Linked DNA regions of Homo sapiens: all the other regions are linked to region 3. The links are chromatin contacts, found by Hi-C or POLR2A ChIA-PET in ENCODE. All regions are on one chromosome and are shown on one strand. The core of a region is the stretch at or near the end of the contact, and the rest is flanking DNA. Distances in the headings are between cores, read along the strand shown.

Evidence for each region. A loop is a pair of places that touch in the nucleus more often than their neighbours do. ChIA-PET counts read pairs that join two places held with the same protein, here RNA polymerase II (POLR2A). Pooled maps may share reads with other maps.
Region 1: a pooled map shows a loop between it and region 3 (6-fold over the local background). The contact joins two enhancer-like sites. A Hi-C loop is called at or near these places in 8 of 50 pooled maps. POLR2A ChIA-PET finds 5 or more read pairs at or near these places in 3 of 52 experiments (PC-3, activated T-cell and naive thymus-derived CD4-positive, alpha-beta T cell).
Region 2: a loop to region 3 is called in a map of naive thymus-derived CD4-positive, alpha-beta T cell, with 7 times the contacts of the local background. The contact joins two enhancer-like sites. A Hi-C loop is called at or near these places in 1 of 168 maps with a recorded cell type or tissue (naive thymus-derived CD4-positive, alpha-beta T cell) and 10 of 50 pooled maps. POLR2A ChIA-PET finds 5 or more read pairs at or near these places in 3 of 52 experiments (T-cell, activated CD4-positive, alpha-beta memory T cell and activated naive CD4-positive, alpha-beta T cell).

The regions. Positions count from the first base shown.
Region 1 is chr7:131,005,261-131,008,905 of GRCh38, reverse strand. All of the region lies in intron 3 of LINC-PINT (long intergenic non-protein coding RNA, p53 induced transcript), which reads left to right. Among named protein-coding and RNA genes, the nearest start is that of LINC00513, 94 kb to the right of the region's middle. RefSeq lists an enhancer at 1,183-1,282. Within about 2 kb of position 1,250, at least 34 of the 41 ENCODE cell types and tissues checked have a DNase peak (open chromatin) inside an H3K27ac peak, as active enhancers do; they include PC-3, where a contact is called at or near this core.
Region 2 is chr7:130,957,877-130,961,512 of GRCh38, reverse strand. The region is part of intron 5 of LINC-PINT (long intergenic non-protein coding RNA, p53 induced transcript); the gene reads left to right. Among named protein-coding and RNA genes, the nearest start is that of LINC00513, 46 kb to the right of the region's middle. RefSeq lists enhancers at 258-347, 901-990, 317-1,516, 3,335-3,394. Within about 2 kb of position 1,477, at least 16 of the 41 ENCODE cell types and tissues checked have a DNase peak (open chromatin) inside an H3K27ac peak, as active enhancers do.
Region 3 is chr7:131,187,458-131,191,046 of GRCh38, reverse strand. It overlaps a transcript of MKLN1 not described here. Among named protein-coding and RNA genes, the nearest start is that of LINC-PINT, 79 kb to the right of the region's middle. RefSeq lists enhancers at 2,080-2,129, 2,260-2,329, 1,943-2,443, 2,430-2,639, 1,634-2,833 and 2 more. Within about 2 kb of position 2,251, at least 15 of the 41 ENCODE cell types and tissues checked have a DNase peak (open chromatin) inside an H3K27ac peak, as active enhancers do; they include PC-3, where a contact is called at or near this core.

The DNA.
Region 1 (3,645 bases), core at 1-2,500, 180 kb after region 3:
TTATTACACTCGAGTGGAATTATTTACTTACATGTCTCTGTCCCTTTCTAGAGAGTGACTTCCTTAGAGCAGGGCCTGGGTGGTCTTGATTTTGTATTTTAGGTAGGACCAAGCACAGCGTCTGAAACACACAGTAAGCCTTTAGTAATTGTGAAAGTGAACTTCTCCACATAACAAAATAGTGCTTTGGAATTTCTTTTCATTATACTGCAGTGATTTTTGTCTTTTTGACTTCAAAGTCACTCGCTCTCAGAATTGAAAAAATTGAAAGAAATGATAGTATTCTTCATCATTCCTTTTATGAGTCTAGTGGACTCTCTAGTCTTCACAAACATAGGACTGATAACTTGTTTTATATTAATATTTTGTTGTATAAATACCTGTATATTTTGTGTTACTGTGTGACAAAACTGAGTCTAAAATATGTGGCTAGAAAATCTAAGAAACCAAGATGAGAATCTTCAATGATTTGTAGATTATGTCATCTTTATATCATCATGGTGTGAGGTGTTTTCTTGGATTGAGTTCCGCTGAGACAGAGATGTATGTTATCTGTTTGGAAGGTGAAAGAAACATTTTAAGGGAAGCGAGATAGGGAAACAATTGGAGCCTAACTTTGCTGGACACTCTGGGAGCCAGTGTAAGGACCAGGCCTCAGTGTTAGCCCACATGGGTCACTTACACATCAGCTTTGGCCAGTTGCTGACTGAGAGGCAGCAGCGGGGTGCGGCATCAATTTCCAGTGCTTTGCCTGCCATGTGGGCCCCATCCGTGCTCATGGTACCGCCCTCCAGCGGAGCGATGGCAGCCAGCTGCCCGTGGAGAGCCCAGCAGCAAGCCCAGAAATAAGGCCCAGGGACTAGGGGTGGGGGCAGGTGGTGTCAGGCAAATTTGTGTGCTTGCTTATTTGATGTTTCAGTCTCAGTCCTTTGAATCGTGAATTATCAAGATAGAGACTATTTGAAACATTTAAGAATTAGAGAAAAATAATAAGCACAGTATTTTCTTCTACTTGAACTGGGGCCGTTCTTCCTTCAAGAGGGAGAAGCTTACGAAAGATTATTCTGCCTGAGGAGACCTCGCCACCCCCTGCTTGAACTTTGGTCCCTGATCAATTCTGCCTTTGAATTCCTCCAATTATTATAAAGTTCTTCCTTATATTGAGTAGAAGTCTGCCTTATGGTGATACGTTGTATTTCTCAGACACGGACCCGGAAGTGGCGCCTTCCAATTCCTCCTCCTCTTCTTTTCTCTTTCGTCAGCAGATGGCGTCTTCCTTCTCTTTTTCTTTCTTTCCTCCCTCCTCTCTCCCCACCCTTGGCAAACATTTGTCACCAGGATGGATGCTGTTAGAAAAACGTCTCCCTGTGACATGTTGTCTTTTCAAAAGGACAAGAAGGAAAGGAGGAAACAGGTTTTCATTGCTTAAGGCACATTAAAACTGGCTGGTTCTCTCTAGCACATTTCTTAGACAAACACCCGTTTTCCTTTAGACTCAGAGCTGATATGTTATTGTAACAGTTAAGTTTGCCTTTACATTTTTATTCATGCTGCCTTGCAGGTAGATGGTTCCTTTTGACTTTTTTACGTAGATGGGCACCTTTTGTTAATTTTACCTTTTTAAAATACAAATGTAGGCCAGATGCAGTGGCTCACACCTGTAATCCCAGCACTTTGAGAGACCAAGGTGGGTGGATCACTTGAGGCCAGGAGTTCGAGACCAGCCTGACCAACATGGTGAAACCCCGTCTCTACTAAAAATACAGAAATTAGCTGGGCGTGGTGGTGCATGCTTGTAATCCCAGCTACTCGGAAGGCTGAGGCAGGACAATTGCATGAACCCAGGAGGGAGAGGTTACAGTGAGCCGAGATCATGCCACTGCACTCCAGCCTGGGTGACACAGCAAGACTTGTCTCAAAAAAAAAAAAAAAAAGTATTTTCTAGAGAAAAATCTTTTGATGTACAGATAAATAGATTAAAATGGATTTGTACTTAGTTTTGGGAGTAAAACTGGTAAGACAGTGATTTGGCCTAATCACTTTGAATGCAGACATCGCTGGACACATGAAGATTTAAAATTGGGCAGAGAAAAAACTGGGCAATTTTTTTTTCACCTAGATTCTTCCAGTATTATGGGCAGAGAATACATACAACTTAGTGAAAGATTGTTAGTGACTAGAAGGATTTAATTCACATATATTGTAAAACCAGACTGCATGTGGAACAAACTGTGTGTTTGAACTAATTAAGTATTCAAAGAAATATTTAATATTTCTTATTCACCCACCTTGCCCCCTTTTCTCCTCCTTTCTCGATCAGTAAATATTTACTGGATGTTTCCAGAATGTGAATGTTGCATAAAAACAAGTATATGAAATTGTCTTTGCTATCAAGGATAATATAACTGAACGTAATATATTAGCCCACTTTGCTGCTTTAGGAAGAATACTAAGGTGAGCCCAGTTTAATCTTTAACATATTGTTACCTCTCATTTCTGCTTGTTCAAATCCAAGCTGCAACTCAGTGCCATCTTCTTCATGATTATCTTTACTCCTACCCCTCTCTACCTCCATTCCCCCAAAAAGTGATCTCATACTCCTGTGAGCATCCTTAGCATTTATGCAGTCTTTTCTTTTTTTTTTTTTTTTATTATTATACTTTAAGGTTTAGGGTACATGTGCACAATGTGCAGGTTAGTTACATATGTACATGTGCCATGCTGGTGCGCTGCACCCACTAACTCATCATCTAGCATTAGGTATATCTCCCAATGCTATCCCTCCCCTCCCCCCACCCCACAACAGTCCCCAGAGTGTGATGTTCCCCTTCCTGTGTCCATATGTTCTCATTGTTCAATTCCCACCCATGAGTGAAAATATGCGGTGTTTGGTTTTTTGTTCTTGCGATAGTTTACTGAGAATGATGATTTCCAATTTCATCCATGTCCCTACAAAGGACATGAACTCATCATTTTTTATGGCTGCATAGTATTCCATGGTGTATATGTGCCACATTTTCTTAATCCAGTCTATCATTGTTGGACATTTGGGTTGGTTCCAAGTCTTTGCTATTGTGAATAGTTATGCACTCTTTTCTTGGACTTTGCTCTTTCTCCTTTGTCGTATAGTTATATTATAGTTGTTGACCTTGGGCTATCTTCATTCCTAACGTTCTCATTCTAGTACCTTGTGTAGAAATGCTGTTCACTAAATGACATATCGAATGGGTATTAAATTTATTATTAAGTGCCTTGGCTCTTAATTGGTCAGGCTTGGATTTCAGTCTCAGCTCTGCCATTTACTATCTCTGTGATTTTGGCCAAGTATTAACCTCTCTAAATTTCAGTTTGCTATTCTGCAAAATGGGAATGATGATAATGACTACTTGAAGGAGACTTTGTGAAGATGGATGATTTTTGCAACAGTGTAGGTAAGAGATAGTGCCTGGGCATAGTAGTGCTTGGTAAATTTGGGTGTGTGTCTACATGCTTTTCCAGGCTATATGCACAGACACACAGACACACATAGTGTATGTGCAGGATGCTAGGCACTAGAAGAAAGATGAAACCACACAAATCCTATGCTCATGTTGCTTAAAGAAGAAATAAAACTGTGTAAGGTAGAGGTGAGGTGTGGTGACTCAC
Region 2 (3,636 bases), core at 228-2,727, 230 kb after region 3:
TGCCTAGTTAAGGAGTCAAGTCTCACTGTGGTTTGTTCTCTCTGTGGTTTCCGTAGGGTTGGGGAGAAGGCTACAGAAAAACGAACCCTTTCTAGTTTTGACTGTCTAGGGAGTAAAAAAAAAAAAGCCTGTCATCTTTCTGAATTAGGATATAAGACGCCTGCCCTGAAGGTGGCAAATCAGACTTCCACACGCATTGCCTTCATTTAGCCAATAGCCCGCTCTGAATGTGTATATTACGATGTGCAGTTTCATTCATCAAGGGGATTTCGGGCTCCAGCAGCACGCAGCCTCCAGTCTTGAGTGACTCCTGGGCTTTGGCTCAGCAGTAACTCCTCCATAAAAACAAGTGTGTGCATCTGGCTGTTAGAAGAATTCATGCTCATCCGGGTAAGGATAAACTGGAGAAATTATTCCTTTTTTTCCCTTTGGGTGGTTTTGAGGTTTTAGAAAAATTGATCCTCTCTTTGAGAAGAGTTCAGAACTATTTGTCTGAAGTTTTTCCATCCAAACTGCTTTATCGTATTATCCACTGTCTTACCCTTTTCCTGTGAAATCTACCCTCTTCAAAACATAGTTTCATTTTCAAATTTTAAAAGATAAGATTCCATTTTTCTTTCCGTGCATGAAACTTTAAAAATTAAATCACCACAGTTGCTACTGGCTTAGAAGTGGGGTCTTATATTTTTAGGAAGTATACTTTAAAAGTTAGGCAGAGGGGAAATCTATGTTTGCATTTGATTTATGAAACAGTGACTGTTACATTAAAGGGCGGATTTTCAGACATACTACTTGATCTGCTCTGACAAGCTATGAGCTCTCTCTCTCTGCCACTTTTCTCCCGAACTGTGTTCTAATGGTGGAATCAGCTCATCTTTTTTCCTTAGGCATGTGGTTTAGTCTGTGTACATTCAGCGCGGTGGCATTTTTCTTGAAGAAGTGACTAAGGCTTCTTGGATGAATTCTGTCTTTGAAAGAGGTAGTAGAATTGCATCAGAAAGGCATTTACAGTAAATGGCTACCCCCCCTTCCTGTAATGACCGCATGTGAAAGAATGCATTAATTCTTGTTTTGAGGAAATGAGAGTTGTAGAGTTCTATGAAAAACTCCCTTTTTTATCATTAGTTAGCCAGGTTTGAATGTTCACATTTTAAAAATCAGGCTCATTTTGTGCTATCTAAATAAAAGTCACAAAGATACAGCTTTCCACTCCATGTTCTATGTGGAGTAACCAATCATCCTGAACTCAAAAAGAGGAAATTATGTTGAATATGGCTACAGTTAATGGCATAAGCCTAAACTAAATTAATTTCTTCATAGTCTTTTTTTATATTAAGTTACTGTGCTTCCTAGCTATGTTGCTGATTTGTCCATCAGGATTTGATTCTCAGTGCGACGGACGATGAAGACTAAAAGGAAACTCCCATAGATGATCTGGTCAGGAGTTCTCATGGAAGCAGTACCGCCCCCTAGGTGACAGAGTGGAAATTTATGAGGGTATTCTGGTGGTACAATGAAGGATTTTTCTGGTTTTTTTTTGAGATGGAGTCTCACTCTGTTGCCCAGACTGGAATGCAGTGGTGTGATCTCAACTGACTGCAACCTCCGTATCCTGGGTTCAAGCAACTCTCCTGCTGCAGCCACGTGAGTAGCTGGGATTACAGGCCCAAGCCACCACACCCAGCTAATTTTTGTATTTTTGGTAGAGACGGGGCTTCCCCATGTTGGTCAGGCTGGTCTCAAACTCCTGACCTCAGGTGATCCGCCGGCCTCGGCCTCCCAAAGTGCTGGGATTACAGGCATGAGCCACCTCGCCCAGCCTAATGAAGGATATTTCATGAGTGAGAGCGAGAGAACTTAATGTCCCACAGTAGAAAAGAGATAAAGAATTGCCCTGTAGTACACATGACTTTCAGTTATCCTGTTGGACATTCGTGTAGGGAAAGATCAGTTTATAATTTTCTGAACCTAGACTTTATTTTTTCATAAAAATGCAAAATAATTTTTGCATACTTTTAATATACACAGAATAGATTCATTTTCATTCTCTGGTCCACCTATACTACTTCTTTCATTTTCCTGCACTTTTAATATGGAAAGCTTCTAATCTGACTTCTCTTAAATACAAGCTTCTTCTTTATAAGTAAGTTACAAGCATCTATTTGATTACATAGTTAATTGTACCTGAAAATTATTTATATAATGAAATGTGAAGTATTTTTTATTATAAATTGCTTCTTTTAGATTATCTTTTATGTACATTTAGGATATTCATGTTTTAAAGCTGCATGTACAGTAGTTAATATTATCAACAAATTTGATTTTAGAGTAGTAAATGGGACATGACAGAATTTTTTTGTCATATAAAGAGAGCTATGAGAATAATGGATAGGGTTTTGAACCAATGAACCAATCCGTGCCTCAGCGTTTAAGGAAGGAGGGTATGCAAATTACCCAGATAGGAGGGATGCTTATCTTCTTCATGAAGTTCCCCAGGGAAGATTTCACGTGTACCTCATTAATTTGTATTAGTATTTTGAAATCTTCATAGTAAGCTAGTTCTTCTGTATTAATATTTTCTAGGAGTCTTCATATGTCACTCTAAAAACATGACCGGGCCAGGTGCAGTGGCTCATGCCTGTAATCCGAGAACTTTGGGAGGCCGAGGCAGGTGGATCACTGAGGTCAGGAGTTCAAGACCAGCCTGGCCAACATGGTGAAACCCCGTTTCTACTAAAAATACAAAAATTAGCTGGGCATGGTGGCAGGTACCTGTAATCCCAGCTGCTCGGGAGGCTGAGGCGGGAGAATCACCTGAACCCGGGAGGCAGAGGTTGTAGTGAGCTGAGATCGTGCCATTGCACTACAGCCTAGGCGATAGAGCAAGACTCTGTCTCAAAACAAAACATGGCCAGGCACAGTGGCTCATGCCTGTAATCCCAGCATTTTGGGAGGCCATGGTGGGCGGATCACCTGAAGTCAGGAGTTCAAGACCAGCCTGGCCAACATAGTAAAACCTTGTCTCTACTAAAAATATAAAAATCAGCCGTGTGTGATGGCACACTCCTGTAATCCCAGCTACTCAGGAGGCTGAGGCAGGAGAATTGCATGAACCTGGGAGACAGAGGTTTCAGTGAGCCGAGATTGTACCACTGCACTCCAGCCTGGGTGACAGAGTGATACTCTGTCTCAAAAAAACAAAACGAAAACAAAAAAAACCTGTGACTTTTGGTTACTCCCCTTCTGTAGAAAAGATGAGCAGGTATTGAGAGAAGTAAACTGTAAACTTGCAGAGGAGTTAAAAACAGACTCAGGTTTTCTTGAACAGTGGACATGGTGGCACTGTCCCTTTGTCATGAACATAGTCCACATATGCCATTACAAACTGTTGACAGTACTGTAAAATATAACACATTCTAGGTAAGGTATTGTCTATATGGTAGATTAAATCAGAAATACAAAGGCTGGGTGTGGTGTTTCACGCCTGTAATCCCAACACTTTGGGAGTCTGAGGTGGGTGGAGCACTTGAGGTCAGGAGTTTGAGACCAGCCTGGCCAACATGGCAAAAACCCATTCCTACTAAAAATACAAAAGTTAGCTGCACGTGGTGGTGCACACCTGTAATCCCAGCTACT
Region 3 (3,589 bases), core at 1,002-3,501:
GTGGTCCTCAGAAGGGCAGCATCAGCGTCACCTGGGAGCAGAGAGTCTCGGTCCTCACTCCAGGGCTATTGAATCAGAATCTGTAGCTCAACAAGGTTCCCAGGTGATTTGTATGCAGTTTTAGGATTAAATAGCAGTGGTCTAACAGACCTGCCTGAGTTGCTTTTTCCAGCAACAGAACTCCCCATGTCCTGGTCTGAAGTTGTTATCCATCCATTTTCCACTACCAGTCTCTACACAGATTTCTCTGCAGCGCTCCAGGGCAAGCTATCTCTATTTTGGATGAATTCCCAACCAGTGGGTCTTATAGCAATCTGCATTTCTATTATTTGGGTGGTCACACAAGTAGATAGCACAGCCTCCCACTAGCCTGAACCATACCCATTCCCCTCCAACTCATTTTGTTCTCCTTATTCCCACAGCTGTAGTGTTACAATGATCATAAATTATTGTTAAAGAAGAAAATTACCAAAAGAAAAAAAAATAGTCTCTATAAACCTGCATAGTTTAGAGCTAAAGAATATGTTAAAATTTTCCATCATGGAAATTTCCCAGCTACTGGGCTCTTTAGATTTTTTTTTTTTTTTCAGAGCTGCAAGCAAAGAATGGAAATTTCCAATTGCAGCATCGAGGGCTGCTGTTCTGCTGACTGTCTTGCTCAGCCGGGGTCATCTGCTTCTCTAAGACATCAAGGAATGCCAAGGTAGGTCTGAGAGAAAACACATACTTCCTCTGCAGGAAGGAAGGAATGTCTTTATGCTGCCTCCAACTTGTAATTAGGGGAGGGGCAGGAGAGGTGACATCCCCCTGCTCCATCCACCTGGATGTGGATTTTGTTGTTACCACCTATCAGCAGCTTATCCTACTTGACATCTTTCCAGTGGCAGCTGGCTGGCAGGTTTTTCGTTTTTTAAGAAATCCTTAAGGGGGTGGGGGATCCAGAGAGATGGAGGGAACCAACATTTTTGAGGTGTACTCTTCTAAGTAACCCACCAGGTATTTTATATATGTTATGTCATTTAACCTTGTCACACTTAGCCTTCATTACATTTAACCTTGTGACCCACCCAAGGTTAACTTCTGATTTTCTGCACTCAAATTTTGGAAGCATCATTTGTTCTTCCTAAGACAGCCCTATTGCCCCCAGCCCTCCTATAAACCAGTTATCTTCAAGCATCCTGAAGGTTTTGTTTCCACCTCCTCAATAACATCAACAGCTCCGTTCCTTTTTATTATATCTAAGTTGAAAGATATTTCCATTCACAGGTGGTCCTGATGTCTGAGTCAACGGGCGTCTAATAGTTCTCTAAATTCTGTCATGTACCTCCCCACTCACTACTGCTATTACTACAGAAGTATGGTGGCAGCTCCACGAAGTCTGAGTATAAAGGCACTGGCATCTTGCAAACAAAGCTAAGGACCCTGACTGGCTCTAGGCCTGAAAGAACATTCTCATACCTAGGCTGGGTGGGTTTGTCTGGGTGGTTTGGGAGTTTTGTGTTTTTTTTTTTGTTTGTTTTTTAATATAAAAAACTTCTAGGGGGATTCTGAAATACCGTAAGAAGCAAGAGCTATCTATGTTTACTCTCTTCTTACAGACAGCCATATCATACCAGGAAAAGAAATGCTAAGGAGGTCTTCTGACATCGCTGTTGCTATTTATACGTAACATCATTTATTGAGGCAAGTTTGGTAATAGTGAAGATTTTCTAGCAATAAATTTTAAAAAATCATTACATGGCTAGTAAGTTAAAAAAAATTCTCCCCTGTCTGTCATTTCAATCACATCCATATCCATAGGTAGTGATATGATCTTTGAATACAGTGACCAATTTTACCACCACCCAATGATAAAAGTGGAGGCAAATGGGAATCAGCCAGAATATTGTAGGTCTGTTTAGGGTTGAGCCTCAAAAGCTGATGTTTAGTTGAGTTATTGCTTACATCTGTGACAATGATTTTCCGTATCCCTTTAACCCATTAAAACTGAGTCTGATTCCCTGGTGAAATTCATCAAGTGGTATTTGAATATGGGTCTGGGTCTCATGTGATATGTACACATTTCCAACAGACTTCTTTCCACCCCTCCTCTGTATTTGTCATTAGCTAGAAGATAGTGGTCCTCTTAGCTGAAGACACTGATGATTCATATCTGTGGGTGGGGCTGAATAGACTGATGTATGATGACTCGTTCTTTCCGCTTTAGACCACAGAGATGACTTTTAAAATTTTGTGGTTGGAATACACGCTGTTTTAGATGATGATTGATTGTTTGTGATTTCAAACATGGCCTCAATTCTGTCCCTCCTGTTTCCCTGCCCCTTGCAATGTGACTTTGCAGCTCCTCCCATCAAGAGCTGGAGTCTGTTTCTACATTCCTTGAGTCTGGGCCTGCCTTTTGGCTGGCTTTGGCCACTAGAATGTAATTGAAATAATGGTGTTCCAGTTCCAAGCCTAAGCCTCAAGTGTGTGCTTCGGCTCTCCTCTGAAACCTGCCAGGGCTATGCGAACAAGTCCAGGCTAGCCGGCTGGAGGATGAGACATCCTGTGGAGTCAAGATGAGCCACTCCAGCTGAAGCCATTTTAGACCAGCCAGCTCCAAGCGAACATACCAGCTGATCACAAATGTGTGAGCAAGCCCACTGTGGTCAGCTGGGCCCAGCCCAGATCAGCAGAACCTCTCAGCCAATTCACAGACTCGAGAAATAGTAAATGGTAGCTGTTATATGCCATGCAATTTTAAGATGGTTTGTTATGAAGTAACAGGTAACTAATACAGGTGATCAATTATCTTCTTCCCCCCAACGCCCCCCATGGCTAGGAAGCTCAGAGCCAAATTCAAAAGCCAATCGTAGAAACTATGTTTATTTATTTATTCATGTTTATCACACACTTTATGGGTAACGTATGTGCAATCTTCTCTCTCCTTAATGGTGAATTTTTAAAATTCGATAACCTATTGTTTACCACATTGACTCTGAACCAACCCAATACCTTGTTTTAAATATTTAGGTGGTTGTTATTTATCAGATTAGAAGAGAAGAATCTAGAGTGAGGACTGGCAAACACTCACTTTCTTTTTCTTTTTTTTGAGACAGAGTCTCACTCTGTCACCCAGGCTGGGGTACAGTGGCACAATCTCAGCTCACTGCAACCTCCACCTCCTGGGTTCAAGCAATTTTCCTGCCTCAGCCTCCCAAGTAGCTGGGACTACAGGCATGCGCCACCATGCCTGGCTAGTTTTTTTGTGTGTACCTTTAGTAGAGACGGGGTTTCGCCATGTCAGTCAGAGTGGCCTCAAACTCCTGGACTCTGGTCTCGAAATCCTGGACTCAAGTGATCCTTCCATCTCAGCGTCCCAAAGTGCTGAGGTTACAGGCATGAGTCACCGCACCTGGCCTAGGATTGGCAAACACTTTCTGTAAAGGGCCAGCCAGTAAATATTTTAAGCTTTGCAGGCTGTATAGTCTCTGTCATAACTACCTAACTCTGCTGTTATAGCACTAAAGCAGCCATAGACAACCTGTATACAAATGAGCATGGCTGTATTCCAGTAAAACTTAATTACAGAAACAGGCGGTGGATCAGA